Regions from separate parts of the Homo sapiens genome. Here region 1 is linked to region 2. A link is an interaction called in ENCODE POLR2A ChIA-PET data of the cell type or tissue named here. Cell type or tissue: Panc1. All regions are shown on one strand. Links, peaks and the distances in the headings refer to the core of each region. The heading gives the core; the rest is flanking DNA.

What was found. ChIA-PET counts read pairs that join two places held together with the same protein. Peaks named below come from ENCODE experiments on the same cell type or tissue, not always from the same donor. Only the 100,000 strongest peaks of a DNase experiment are listed, where the experiment ranks them.
Region 1: POLR2A ChIA-PET joins it to region 2 with 6 read pairs; 4 of 35 experiments call an interaction of 5 or more read pairs at or near these places.

Annotation. Positions count from the first base shown.
Region 1 is chr2:127,264,650-127,270,955 of GRCh38, reverse strand. The region is part of intron 12 of ERCC3 (ERCC excision repair 3, TFIIH core complex helicase subunit); the gene reads left to right. Among named protein-coding and RNA genes, the nearest start is that of ERCC3, 26 kb to the left of the region's middle. In Panc1, for the core only: no CTCF peak of the experiment used is centred there; no DNase peak of the experiment used is centred there.
Region 2 is chr2:127,403,476-127,411,125 of GRCh38, reverse strand. LOC124908047 (translation initiation factor IF-2-like) reads left to right here and starts at 772. Exons shown (of 3, transcript XM_047446883.1): 1 at 772-830; 2 at 2,367-2,992; 3 at 3,625-7,022. The coding sequence starts at 772. The coding sequence ends at 3,656. RefSeq lists an enhancer at 102-301 and a silencer at 2,679-3,118. In Panc1, for the core only: no CTCF peak of the experiment used is centred there; no DNase peak of the experiment used is centred there; H3K4me3 peaks cover 706 bases; H3K27ac peaks cover 4,511 bases.

The sequences.
Region 1 (6,306 bases), core at 1,307-6,306, 140 kb after region 2:
GGCAGGGAAAGGTTTGGTAGGAGCAGCTTGGGCAGACACACAATGGGCACGTCATTCATAACCTGTGCAGAGTGCCGCCCTGGTGGCAGCTTGCAGCAGGGGCAGGGCAAGCTCAGTGAGTGAGGAGGTGAGAATCCTCATTGCAAAGGCTTTTTCTGAGGAGGCGTGGCACCCCTGTGCTTGCTTACTGCGGTAAAAGGGCCCAGACTGCCATTGTGGACATGGCAGGGACTGACACTCTTGCTAAGAGATGGCCGTGTCTGTCTTACTGGGACCAGGGCACATCCTGAGACAAGGACACAAGCCCTATCCTCAAGGAGTCTGCTTATTCAAGGAGGCATCTGGACTGCTAGAATGTTTGAAAATGACAAGATTAGTGGGCATCTGTTGGAACTGTACTGCGTTCAGATGTGTTTAAGAAGCGTCTAGTAGCTTGTATTTAAAATGGAGATGAGGCAGATAGCATGGACTAGAAATAGCATGGACTCAGGCACCAAGCCAGCTGTGTCACCTTTGGCAAATTATTTTCTCCTCTGAGACTTGGTTTTCCCATCCAAAGTGGGGGTGACAATCCTGTCTTGCCAAGACTGCTGTGAGGATTCAGCTTATAAGTCATAAAATGTAGTCGGCTGGCTGGGCACAGTGGCTTACACCTATAATCCCAGCACTTTGGGAGGCCAAGGCAGGAGGATAGCTTGAGCCCAGGAGTTTGAGACCATCTTGGGCAATGTAGTGAGACCCCATCTCTACAAAAAATAAAACTAGCTGGGCGTGGTGGTGTGTACCTGTGGTTCCAGCTACTTGGGAGGCTGAGACAGTAGCTTTTATAAACTGACAGGACTATGATCTGCTAGCAAATGTGAATATAATTCATTACTTATTCCTTACTCTAATTTGAAAACTCCTTTATTGATTGATTGATTGATTGATTGATTGAGATAGAGTCTTATTCTGTCACCCAGGCTGGAGTGCAGTGGCACAATCTCGGCTCACTGCAACCTCCATCTACTGGGGTCAAGTGTGATTCACCTGCCTCAGCCTCCCGAGTACCCGGACTACAGGCGTGCACCACCACGTCCAGCTAATTTTTTTTGTATTTTTAGTAAAGACGGGGTTTCACCATTTTGGCCAGGCTCGTCTCTAGTGATCCACCCACCTTGGCCTCCCAAAGTGCTGGGATTACAGGTGTGAGCCACTGTGCCTAGCCTTAAAAACTCCCTTAAATGTGAATAGAAGGCCAGGCGCGGTGGCTCACGCCTGTAATCCCAGCACTTTGGGAGGCCCAGGCAGGCAGATCATGAGGTCAGGAGATTGAGACCATCCTGGCTAACATGGTGAAACCCCGTCTCTACTAAAAATACAAAAAATTAGCTGGGCGTGGTGGCGGGTGCCTGTAGTCCCAGCTACTCGGGAGGCTGAGGCAGGAGAATGGCGTGAACCCGGGAGGCAGAGCTTACAGTGAGCCGAGATTGCGCCACTGCATTCCAGCCTGGGCAACAGAGCAAGACTCCATCTCAAAAAAAAAAAAAAAAAAAAAAGTGAATAGAATTGTTTTCTTACTCAAAACACTGTTTAACATGACACTTGGCTCCTTTCTTTGCATCTCTGAGCTCTTGTAAGATTTGAGAAACAATTACATTCAAGGGCAGTATGCTTAACCTACTGACATTTGAACTACAAAGCAAAGATGTTCAGATTTTCCTGAAGGATCAAGTCTTTCAGGCCACAGAATTTTCTGTCCTAGTTTTTTAATACAGTAGTCCCCCCATATCTGCAATTTTCCTTTCCACATTCAATTACGCATGGTCAGCTGTAGTCTAAAAATATTAAATGGAAAATTCCAGAAATAAACAATTCATAAGTTTTAAATTACACACTATTCTGAGTAGCATCCATGATGTGAATTCTTGCTTTGTGCGGCATATTCATGCTTAAATTCTCCCCACCCATTAGTCACTTAGTAGCCATCTCAGTTGTCACGGACTGTCACTGTATCTCAGTGCTTGTTTTCAAGTAACCTTTATCTTACTAATGGCCCCAAAGCACAAGTGTAATGATGCTAGCAATTCAGATATGCCAGAGAAGCTGTAAAGTGCTTTCTTAAAGCGAAAAGGTAAAAGTTATTAATTTAAGCAAGGGAATAAAAATCATATGCTAAGGTTGCTAAGATCGAGGGTGAGAATGACTCTTCCTGCTGTACAAGATGATCATCCCCAGAGCACATAGCCGTCAGACTTTCCAAGGTCAATACAAAAGAAAGAATCTTAAAGACAGCTAGAGAAAGGGTCATATAACTCATCATGCTAACAGCAGACTTCTCAGCAGAAACTTTACAAGTCAGAAGAGATTGGGGGACTGTTTTTAGCATTCTTAAAGAAAAGAAAAGAAATCCTGGCTGGGCACGGCGGCTCACACCTGTAATCCCAGCACTTTGGGAGGCCAAGGTAGGCAGATTGCTTGAACTCAGGAGTTTGAGACCAGTCTGGGCAACATGATGAAACCCTGTTCCTACAAAAAATACAACAATTAGCTAGCTGGGTGTGGTGGTGTGCGCCTGTAGTCCCAGCCACTCCGGAGGCTGAGGCAAGAGAATCGCTTTAGTCTGGGAGGCAGAGGTTGCAGTGATCTGACATCTCACCACGGTATTCCACCTTGGGCAACAGAACAAGATCCTGTTTAAAACAAAAACAAACAAAAAAACAGGCCAGGCGCGGTGGCTCACACCTGTAATCCTAGCACTTTGGGAGGCTGAGGTGAGTGGATCACCTGAGGTCAGGAGTTCCAGACCAGCCTGGCCAACATGGTGAAACCCCATCTCCACTAAAAATACAAAAATTAGCCGGGCGTGGTGGCAGGTGCCTATAATCTCAGCTACTCAGGAGGCTGAGGCAGGAGTATTGCTGGAACCCAGGAGGCAGAGGTTTCAGTGAGCCGAGATTGCACCATTGCACTCCAGCCTGGGCAACAACAGCAAGACTCTGTCTCAAAACAAAAAAACAAAAACCAAAAAACCATAGTGAGACCCAGTCTCTTTAAGAAAAAAAATAAAAAAGAAAAATCCTAACCAAGAATTCCATATCCTGCCAAACTAAGCTACATGAGCAAAGAAGAAATAAAATCTTTCCCAGACAAGCAACTGCTAAAAGAATTTGTTATCACCAGACTGGCCCTACAAGAGAGTCTTGAGAGTTCTAAACATGGAAATGAAAGAATGGTGACACCTGCTACCACAAAAATACACATAAGCACATAGCCCACAGACCCTGTAAAGCAACTACACAATCCAAACTACAGAGCAACCAGCTAATGACACCATGTTAGGAATAAAGCCTCATGTCTCAATATTAACCTTGAATGTAAACAACCTAAACACCCCACCTAAAAGACTTGGAGTGGCAAATTGGATTAAAAACAAGACCCAGCCTTCTGCTGTCTTCAAGAGACCTCTCTCACATGTAACAGGACTCATAGGTTCAAAGTAAAGGGATAGGGAAAAAAATCTATCACACAAATAAAAAAAAAAAAAGAGTGGGGCAGGGGGTCACTATTCTTGCATCAGATAAAAGAGACTTTAAACCAGCCACAGTAAAAAAGGACAAAAAGGTCATTACACGATGATAAATGGTTCAATTCAACAAGAAGACTTAACTATCCTAAATATATATGCGCCCAACATTGGAGCACCTAGATTCATAAACCAAGTACTTTTAGAGCTAGGAAAAGGCTTAGACAGCCACACAACAATGGTAGGAGATTTTGACACCCCACTGACAGCATGAGACAGATTATAGAGGCAGAAAACTAACAAAGAAATTCTGTACTTAAAATTCAACACTTGACCAATTGGACCTAATAGGCATCTACATAATTCTCTACGCAACAACCACAGAATATATATTCTCATCTGCCCCCAGAATATACTCTTAAGATTGATCACATGGGCCTGGTGCCGTGGCTCACACCTGTAATCCCAGCACTTTGGGAGGCTGAGGCCGGCAGATTGCCTGAGCTCGGGAGTTTGCAACCAGCCTGGGCAACACGGTGAAACCCCGTCTCTACTAAAATACAAAAATTAGCTGAGTGTGGCGGCATGCGCCTGTAGTCCCAGCTACTCGGGAGCCTGAGGCAGGAGAACTGACTTGAAGCCGGGAGGCAGAGGTTGCAGTGAGCCAAGATCATGCCACTGCACTCCAGCCTGGGGAACAGAGCAGGACTCTGTCACAAAAAAAAAAAAAAAAAAAAAAAATAATTGATCATGTGTTTGGCCATAAAGCAATGTGAGACTTTATGCTCGACTTTATTAAAGTCTCAATAAATTCGGCAGGGTGTGGTGGCTTACGCCGATAATCCCAGCACTTTGGGAAGCCAAGGCGGGTGGATCACGAGGTCAGGAGATCGAGACCATCCTGGCTAACACAGTGAAACCCCGTCTCTACTAAAAATACAAAAAATTAGCCGGGTGTGTGGTGGCAGTTGCCTGTAGTCTCAGCTACTCGGGAGGCTGAGGCAGGAGAATGGCGTGAACCTGGGAGGCGGAGCTTGCAGTGAGCCGAGATCGCGCCACTGCACTCCAGCCTGGGCAACAGAGCGAGACTCTCTCAAAAAAAAAAAAAAAAAAAAAAGACTCAATAAATTCAAAAAAGTCGAAATCATACCAAGCATTTTCTTGGGTCACAGTGGAATAAAAGTAGAAATCAGTACCAGGAAGAACTCTCAAAACCACACAATTGGCCAGGCACAGTGGCTCATGCCTGTAACCGCAGCACTTTGGGAGGCCAAAGTGGGAGGATCATTTGAACTCAGGAGTTCAAGACCATTCTGGGCAACATAGCGAGACCTCATCGCTAAATAAAAGAAAAAAGAAAAAAAAAAACCCACACAATTACATAGAAACTAAACAACTTGCTCCTGAATGACTTTTGGATAAACAAATTAAGGCAGGAATCAAAAATTATTTGAAACAAATGAAAACAGATACAACATACTAAATCTCTGGGGTACAGCAAAGGTATTGTTAGGAAAGTTTATAGCACTGAACACCTACATCGAGAAGACAGATTTCAAATTAACAATTTGAGATTTCACCTGAAGGAACTAGAAAAATAAGAACAAGCTAATCCCAAAACTAGCTGAAGAAAAGAAATAACTAAAATCAGAGCAGAACTAAATGAAATTCAGACTCAAAAACAATACAAAGGATCAATGAAATAAAAAGCTGGTTCTTTGAAAAGATAGATAAGGCCAGTCGCAGTGGCTCATGCCTGTAATCCTGGAACTTTGGGAGGCCGAGGTGGGCGGATTACAAGGTCAAGAGTTCAAGACCAGCCTGACCAACATGGAGAAACCCCGTCTCTACTAAAAATACAAAAATTAGTCGAATGTGGTGGCGCATGCTTGTAATCCCAGCTACTCAGGAGGCTGAGGCAGGAGAATTGCGTGAACCCAGGAGGCAGAGGCTGCAGTGAGCCGAGATCGCACCTCTGCACTCCAGCCTGGGTGACAGAGCGAGACTCCGTCTCAAAAAAAAAGATAAATAAGATTGATGGACTGCTAGTTAGATTAACAGAAAAGAGAAGATCCAAATAAGCAGAATCAGAAATGACAAAGGTGACATCACAGCTGATCCCCAGAAATACAAAAGATTCTCAGAGACTTAAAAATACCTCTGTGCACACAAACTAGTAAATCTAGAGGAAATAGATAAATTCCTGGAAACATACAACTTCCCAAGATTGAATCAGAAATTAATTGAAACCCTGAACAGATCAATAAGGAGAAATTGAATCAGTAATTTAAAAAAAAAATATGGCCCCAGGCATGGTGGCTCACACCTCTAATCCCAGCACTTTGGAAGGCTGAGGCAGGTGGATCACCTGAGGTCAGGAGTTCCAGACCAGCCTGACCAACATGGTGAAACCTCGTCTCTACTAAAAATACAAAACTAGGTGGGCTTGGTGGCGTGTGCCTGTAATTCCATCCACGTGGAAGGCTGAGGCAGGAGAATTGCTTAAACCCTGGAGGTGGAGGTTGCAGTGAGCTGAGATCGTGCCACTGCACTCCAGCCTGGGTGACAGAGTGAGACTCCGCCTCCAAAAAAAAAAAAAAAAATCTACCAACTAAAAAAGTCCTGGACCAGATGTATTCAGTTCTACTGAAACTATTCAAAAAAATTGAGGAGGAGAGACTTCTTCCTAACTCATACTACGAAACCACTATCATCCTGATACCAAAATCTGGCAAAGACACGATGAAAAAACTACAGGCTAGTATTCCTGATGAACACAGACGCAAAAATCTGTAACAAAA
Region 2 (7,650 bases), core at 1,423-6,422:
TATATTAAGAATGAAAATAGAGAAAAAGATTATGGTTAAACAGTCAAACTGAAATTTATAAGTTCTTCCTCCAAAACTGCCTGATGATCTTTGAGGAGCCCATAAGGGCTCTGGAAAAGCATGAACTGACTGTCCCTGAGTTGTCGATGTTATAGGTAGGTACTGACAAAGCTCATATAATGAAAAATGACTCATTTTTTGGAAACGAAACCAAAATGTCACCAGAAAAGGACAGCCAATTTAAACAAGACTTTCTCACTTCTTTACTAAAACTGTAACTTATTTGGAATTCAACTTCAACTTCAACTTCACAAGTTCAAAGTATCTTTGTGCTTTAAAACTATTTTTCCTGAGAGAAACACAGACAGAGAAGGAGAGAGACAGAGAGAGGTTTAACTTACAGTGACATCCAGTGTGCTCAGAAATGTTCAAAAAGGGCCGGGTGCCATTGCTCACGCCTATAATTCCAGCACTTTGGGAGGCCGAGGTGGGTGGATCAGCTGAGGTCAGGAGTTCGAGACCAACCTGGCCAACATGGCGAACCCTGTCTCTACTAAAAATACAAAAATTAGCCAGGCGTGGTGGCACGCGCCTGTACTCCCAGCTACTTGGGAGGCTGAGGCCGGAGGATCACTTGAACCTGGGTAGTTGAGGTTGCAGTGAGCCGAGATCACGCCACTGTACTCCAGCCAGGGCGACAGAGTAAGACTCCAACTCAAAAAAAAAAAAAAAGTTCAAAAAGGATGGATATCTTAGCCATGGATATCCTACATGATAGATGCAAAAGATGACAAACTGCTGGTTTACCAAAACCAGCCTGCAGATGCAAAGTGAATGGACATCTTTGGACAGCTGGAAACGAATCCCTACAAATCTAAAACCCTGCCGTTGCTTGTAGGTACAATCCTAAGTATTCCATTCTCAAACGCTTTTGTTGAGATAGCAGCTTGAGGCCATCACATTGGACTGACCTCAGGAGTCAGTGTACTGAGGGCTCTCTAAGAGCAGAGCTGCAAGTCAAAGGATTTTCCATTTAACTATATTCAGTTTCATCACTACATCAAGGAAGAACTTCCTACTAAAGGCTGCAGGCAAGGAAATAAAAAGAGTCAAAATATCCTACTATATCATAGGACCAAAATGTCTTTTTTTTTGTAGACGGAGTCTCACTCTTGCCCAGGCTGGAGTGCGGTGGCGTGATCTTGGCTCACTGCAACCTCTACCTCCCAGGTTCAAGCAATCCTCTTGCCTCAGCCTGCTGAGTACCTGGGACTACAGGTGGGTGCCACCACGGGCGACTAATTTTTGTTTTTTTAGTAGAGACAGGGTTTCACCATGTTGGCCAGGCTGGTCTCAAACTCCTGACCTCAAGTGATCGGCCCGCTTCGGCCTCCCAAAGTGCTAGGATTACAGGCATGAGCCACCACGCCCAGCCCGTCATTGTTATTTTTGATTAAATATTAGTAATATCTGTTTAAATACTGCTGTTATATTACATTCACCATTTTAAAAGTCTTACATTTATGTATTTTGATACAAAATTTAAGTATCTAATAATGACTTAAAATAAATTGCTAAATCACAGGACAGGAAGAAACATTATAAAACTATTTTTATATTTTTCTCACACATATTATTTGTTATTAGTCCTATTATTACTAATTGCCACTGTGAACTAATCATATTGTTTTCTTTAAATAATAGCATTTATATAGAAGGTAAAAAATACACAATATGTATATTTCAAATAAGCACCATATGTGTATACTATTTATTTTTTATTTTTTAGAGACAGGGTCTCTCCCTTTGTCTTACAGGCTGGAGTACAGTGGCACCATCACAGCTCACTGCAGCCTGGACCTCCTGGGGCTCAAAGGGTCCTCCCTCCTCAGCCTCCCGAGGTAGCTGGGACTATAGGTGCAGGCCACCACGCTCGGCTAATTTTTTTTCATTTTTGTACAGACGGAGTCTCACTATGTTGGTTGCCTAGGCTGGTCTCAAACTCCTGAGCTCAAGTGATCCTCCGGCCTCAGCCTCCTGAATTGCTGGGATTACAGGCGTGGGCCACCGCTCCCGGCCTACAATAATTTTTAACATGCTATATTATGTTGGCTTTTTTTAAAATCTGGTATGGCTGTGTTCCGGGCTGGATCTCTAAAGTGTGTCGTCGAATACACAGTCTCATCTCCTGTCCGCCTAAGTCTTCTCAGCCCTAGCGCCTAAGGGCCAACTAAGACCTAAGACCCGGTCACTGCCCCCAAGAGGCTCAGTTTGGTGATGAAGCCAGACACAAAACAGACAGAGAGCAAGGTCGAAGGTGCCATGAAATAAGTCGCCCCAGGTGGCTCTGGGCGGGCCTAACCCAGGACAGGCTCTCCAGGAAGACTTCCTGGAGGAGGCGGGCCTCAGCTGGACCGCAGGCGGCCAGGAGGAGCTGGGGGTGGTGGTGGTGGGGGCGAGGGTGAAGGTGGTTGGAGATCGGGGGAGAGTGTGAAGAGGAGGACGAGGCCCGGACCTGGGCCTTTCCAGGCAGGCGGCCCAAACGGATCTACGCAGCCAGCCACCCCTCCCAGCTGGGGTCGGCGCGTCCCCCTCCAGGCCGGTGTGGGGAGAGTCTGGCCGTCTGGAGGCCCGGGGCAGCAGGACTGGGAGAGCCGCGGTCTCCTTCCTGTCCCCTGCTCCCGGCAGACCCGCGTTTCCAGGGCCCTGTCCTTTACCCGGGGCGGCCGTCCTCCCATGCCCAGCCTCTGCGAGGCCACCGCTCCCCGCAGCGCCGGTGTCACGGCCCCACGGAGGGCCAGGAGCCTCCAGGGCGCCCCAGCGGCGGGGTGGACGCTGCCAGGCGGTACCACGGCAGGGCCCGCGCCGCCCATCCCGCGCCACGCCCCCACCTCCGCCGGCACCGTTGCCAGCAGCCCGGCTGCGAGCCCGCCGGCGCCCGGCCACCCGCCCGCTGCGTCGCCTGGCAGCGCGCCTGCAGCTGAGTCAGCCTGTGAGTCAGCGCCCCCTGACCGCGCCGCGTCTGGGCCCGGGAGGGACGCAGACGGCGCGGGCGGGGAGGGGGGAGACGAGGAGGGGGAAGGCGGGAAGGACGCGGAGAGGGGCAGGGGGAAGAGGAGGGGGCGGGGCAGGCAACTCGGAGACGGGGAGAGGTGGTGGGGGAGGAGGAGGAGGAGGCAGCAACTCGGGGAGGGGATGAGGAGAGACAGGAGCAGAAGGAGGGAGGGAGGGCAAGCGGGGAGAGGTAGAGGGGAGGCTACCCAGGAACCAGCTCATGCTCAGAGTGTCTCGAAGTCAGGCCTGCACAAGGTTGCCTGAGGCTCCCAGGAGTGTGGCCTGCAGCCTGGGGCACACTGTCTTGGTGATCCAGGTTTTGGCCTATGGAAAGTCTACACTGTGGCTTAAGGTGGTCCTGTTCAAACTTTATTTCAAAAACCTCAACCCTGTATTTATCTTAAGAAGTACACTTTACATCGCAACAAGGTTCCACAAAACCATATTTCTCCCTATACAGGAATGCAGGGATGCACTCTTTACACTATCTGTTCTGGGTCTTTTTGTTGTTGGTGGTGGTTTTTGATGATGATGATGAAACACTAAACTGATTTTATGATCTATTAATAGGTTGCAACCTGCTGTATGAAGAACACCTTTGAAGGTATCAGACGTATCTGTCTTTTCTCTTAAATACAATGCACAGCAGCAGGAAAGGGCCTGCTCACCTGCTGGCCAGAGGCTTCCTGGCTCTCAGCCTCCTTGACTACTTTTTTTGAGACAGGGTCTTGCAGTGTCACCCAGGCTGGAGTGCAGTGGCGCGAACACGGCTCACTGCCGCCTCAACGTCCCAGGTGCAAGTGATCATCCTGCCTCAGCCTCCCAAGTAGCTGGGACTACCGGCATGGACCGCCACACCTGGCTAATTTTTTAATTTTTTGTAGAGATGGGGTCTCACTATGTTGTTCAAGCTGGTCTCAAAAAACTCCTGGGCTCAAGCGATCCTCCTGCCTCAGCCTCCCAAAGTGCTGGGATCCACAACTCCCAATGATTCCCAGGGACCTGAGACAGAGCCTCCATGGGCAATAAACACACCATGGTTTGTGTTTGTTTGTGTTTGGATGTGCATTGAATCCTGGTAACTGTGATTACCTGGGGTGGGAGGGCACTGGGGATGAGGGAGGACTTTTCACTGTACTTTGCTGCTGTTTGAATTTTTGTCACGTATATATTACTTAAAAATGTTTATTTAAAAGCATTTCAGACCTACAAAAAGGTGTCAGAAACAAATGTGACACACAGTCACGCTGCCTTTCTCCCCATTCCACACCCTGCAGAAATCTCTAGCTAGCTTCAGTACTTCTCTGAGGAGTGAGGAGTGGATGAAGCCTCAGAATGCTTTATTTTATATATAATTTTTTTTCCTTTTTTTTTTTTTTTGAGATGAAGTCACACAGTATTGCCCAGGCTGGTCTCAAATTCCTGGGCTCAAGCAATCCTCCTGCCTTGCTCAAGCATGAGCCAGTATGCCTGGCCAAGGAGCTGATTTCTGATCTAGGTCTTGAAATTTTTTTTCTTTTTCTTTTCTTTTCTTTCTTTTTTTTTTTTTTTTGGTAAACTTTTGTTTTAGGTTCACGGTGTATGTGCAGGTTTGTTATATAGGTAAACTTGTATCATGGGGGTTTGTGGTACAGATTATTTCATCACCCAGGTACTATGCCTAGTACCCAATTCAAATTCTTTTCTTTCTTCTTCTTCTTCTTTTTTTTTTTTTTGAGGAAGGGTCTCACTCTGTGGGCTGGCGTGCAGTGGCGCGATCTCAGCTCACTGCAACCTCTGAATCCCAGGCTCAGGTGATCCTCCCACCTCAGCCTCCTAAGTGGCACACACCACCATACCCAGCTAATTTTTCTATTTTTAATAGAGATGGGGTTTCTCCATGTTGCCCAGGCTGGTCTCGAACTCCTAGGCTCAAGCAATCCACCTGCTTTGGCCTCCCAAAGTGCTGGGATTACAGGCATGAGCCACCTTGCCCGGCCCCAATTCGGAATTCTTAACACAGTCTTCTGAGTAGTGTCACCAGTTGATCATATCAGAATTTTTGAAAGCCGTTGGCTGTCCTGTAGACTGTCCCCTCCGACATTGTCCACAGCACCAAATCTGGCCTGCAGATGGTGTGGGGCCATCTCATCAGCAGGCAGGTCTGTCCCAGGTCCTGATTCTGCCCAGGGAACTGGCAGTTCCTGAGAAGTGAGAGGTATGCAGTTACCTCTCAACACCTCTTCAGTCCGTATCCCCCAGAGCATTTAAGGTCTTTCTGGGGAAATATAACAAAAACCAAGAGTAATTAAGATGGGACTTGGACTCTGGCCTGGAGAAGATTCTAATGTAGCTGGAGAACAATACAAAGCAGCAAAAATAAGATTGCTTATGTGTTGGGTGTACGTGTTTAATTATGTAGGCCTTTGGGCATTATTTGGTCTCAGAATCCTGGGGCTTGGAAGGCCCTGGAGGAGCCTCCTCTAGGACATGGGACCTGAAAAATCTCCTAGCTGGTGGTTGCCACTGTGAATCCCTCTCTCCAGGACAGAGAAACCTGACATTATCTGGGCCCCCACATTTGATCTGGCTTGTTCTAAATCAACTCTTGAGAGCCTGCCGTATAAAGAAGAAAGTGCCCTTTGGCTCACTGGGAGTAAGAAATACAGCCGTCAGGAGAAACAGAAAGTCCGTGCCTGCTGCAGGCATCCTCCTGGTCCACAGGAAACTCCACCAGGAAAGGCAATTATTACAGAAGAGAACACTGCTTGGAGTTGTGGACACTGTTGCCTACCCAGCTTCCATTCTCCCCTTCCTTCCTAATAGCACCCCAGTTTTAGCACCCCAGTTTTGTTCAGGTATCTGCCTGTCTACACATGCTTCAGGGAAAGCTGACCCATGCTCAGCCCCTTGCCTGCAGCTCCTGAGTGGGGGTTGGGAAGCTGATTTTTCAGAGAGTGATCCCATTGCATTTGCCAACTTGTGCATGGCATTTCCTGGCCCAAGGTTTACTTCAGGAATGGGTTTGTAATCAAATTCAGCCCAGTGAAATATGAGGATAAGTTTGGAGACTTCTGGGGAAGAAACGTGCTCCTGTTCTTTAAGGAAAGAACTACCAGAAGAGCCCTCATTCTCCTCCAGAGTGGCAAGCAGATATGGGAACTGAAACTTCAAGAACCATTTGGCTATCAGGAAGGAGGCAGCCTGACAACAAAGACAGCCCCAGAAGAGGATGTGATTAAGGAAATCAGAGAGAAACAGAGCCAGGTTGCTGGATCATTCTGATCCTGAAGCCTCCATTACATCTAATCACAGACTGCTGTGGTTGGCAGAGGGGTGCATCTTTGATTGCCGCTGGGGACGAAAGCAGAGTCCCGAAAGCAGATGTCCCAGCTGGGTCCCGCACCTCTCCCTGCCATTGCCCCCTGGGTCCCACTGATGTCCTGTTTCCAGTCCAGGATCCCATTCAGAATCCAACATGGCACTTGTCTCCTCCCATGTGGGGCAGTTCCCCCGTCTTTCCTTGTCGCTGTGACACTGGCCAGCTATTTTATAGGACATTTCTCACTTTGGATTTGTCTGATGTTTTCTCAGTATTAGATTGAGGATATGCATTTTTGGCACAAATGCCAAAGAAGTGATGCTGTGCGCCTCTCAGGACACTGTCAAGGGCGGGGTGATAATATGTCTCATTACTGGTCATGGTAGCTTGGATCACTTGGTTAAAGTGGTGTCTCTGAAGTTTCTCCACTGGAAAGTTGCTATTTTCCCTTTGTAATTAATAAATGTCCTGTGGGGGAGATGCTTTATGAGTATGTAAATATCCTGTTTCTCATCATATTTTTGCCTACTCATTTTAGCATCGGTTGATGATTCCTGGCTGCAACAGTTATTACCATAGTTTTTAGCAAATGGTGATTTTCTTTGTATATCACTCTTTCTGTATTTATTGATTGGAATTCTACTGTAAAAAAGAACTCTTTCCTCCATGTGTATTTATTCCATTATTTTTATATCTGTATGAACTCTTGGATGTTTCTCTTATTCTATGGGTTATAATTCATTGCAATTATTTTTACTCAAATTGTACCAGATTTGGGATCTGTACCCGATACTGGGAGCTCCTTAGTTGGCTCCTACGTGCTCCTATGTCCTTGGACATGCCCCATCCTTCTTTGATCCCTTCCTTACATTCTGGCACAAGATGCTCCAGGCTCATCTGGTATTCTCCCTGTCTCAGCCGTGGAATCAATTGTTTCTCTAAGAACCCTGACTTGTTTTGCTGGAGGATGATATTGAGAAAGTGAGATCTGGGCACCAGTCAGATTTAACTTGGTCAAATGAAACTGCAGAACTGTGCTGACAGGCGGGACAGTGTGGGAAGGAGGGGTCAGACTGCAGGGTCCAGGTGAGGGGCAGAGGGACAGACAGACTCTGAGAGGGAGGGCAGCTTGGCCTCTCAGTCCTTGGCTGGGAGCCCCTGTGGGGAGCACGGCTTGTGGATTCAGCACTGGCAGAGCTTGCCTCTAGGGTGTACACCTGGAGGCTGCAGTTGGGAGGGAGAGGAAAAACTTTTACTTTTTAAAAATCATAGGCATCTATTATTAATACTTTAAA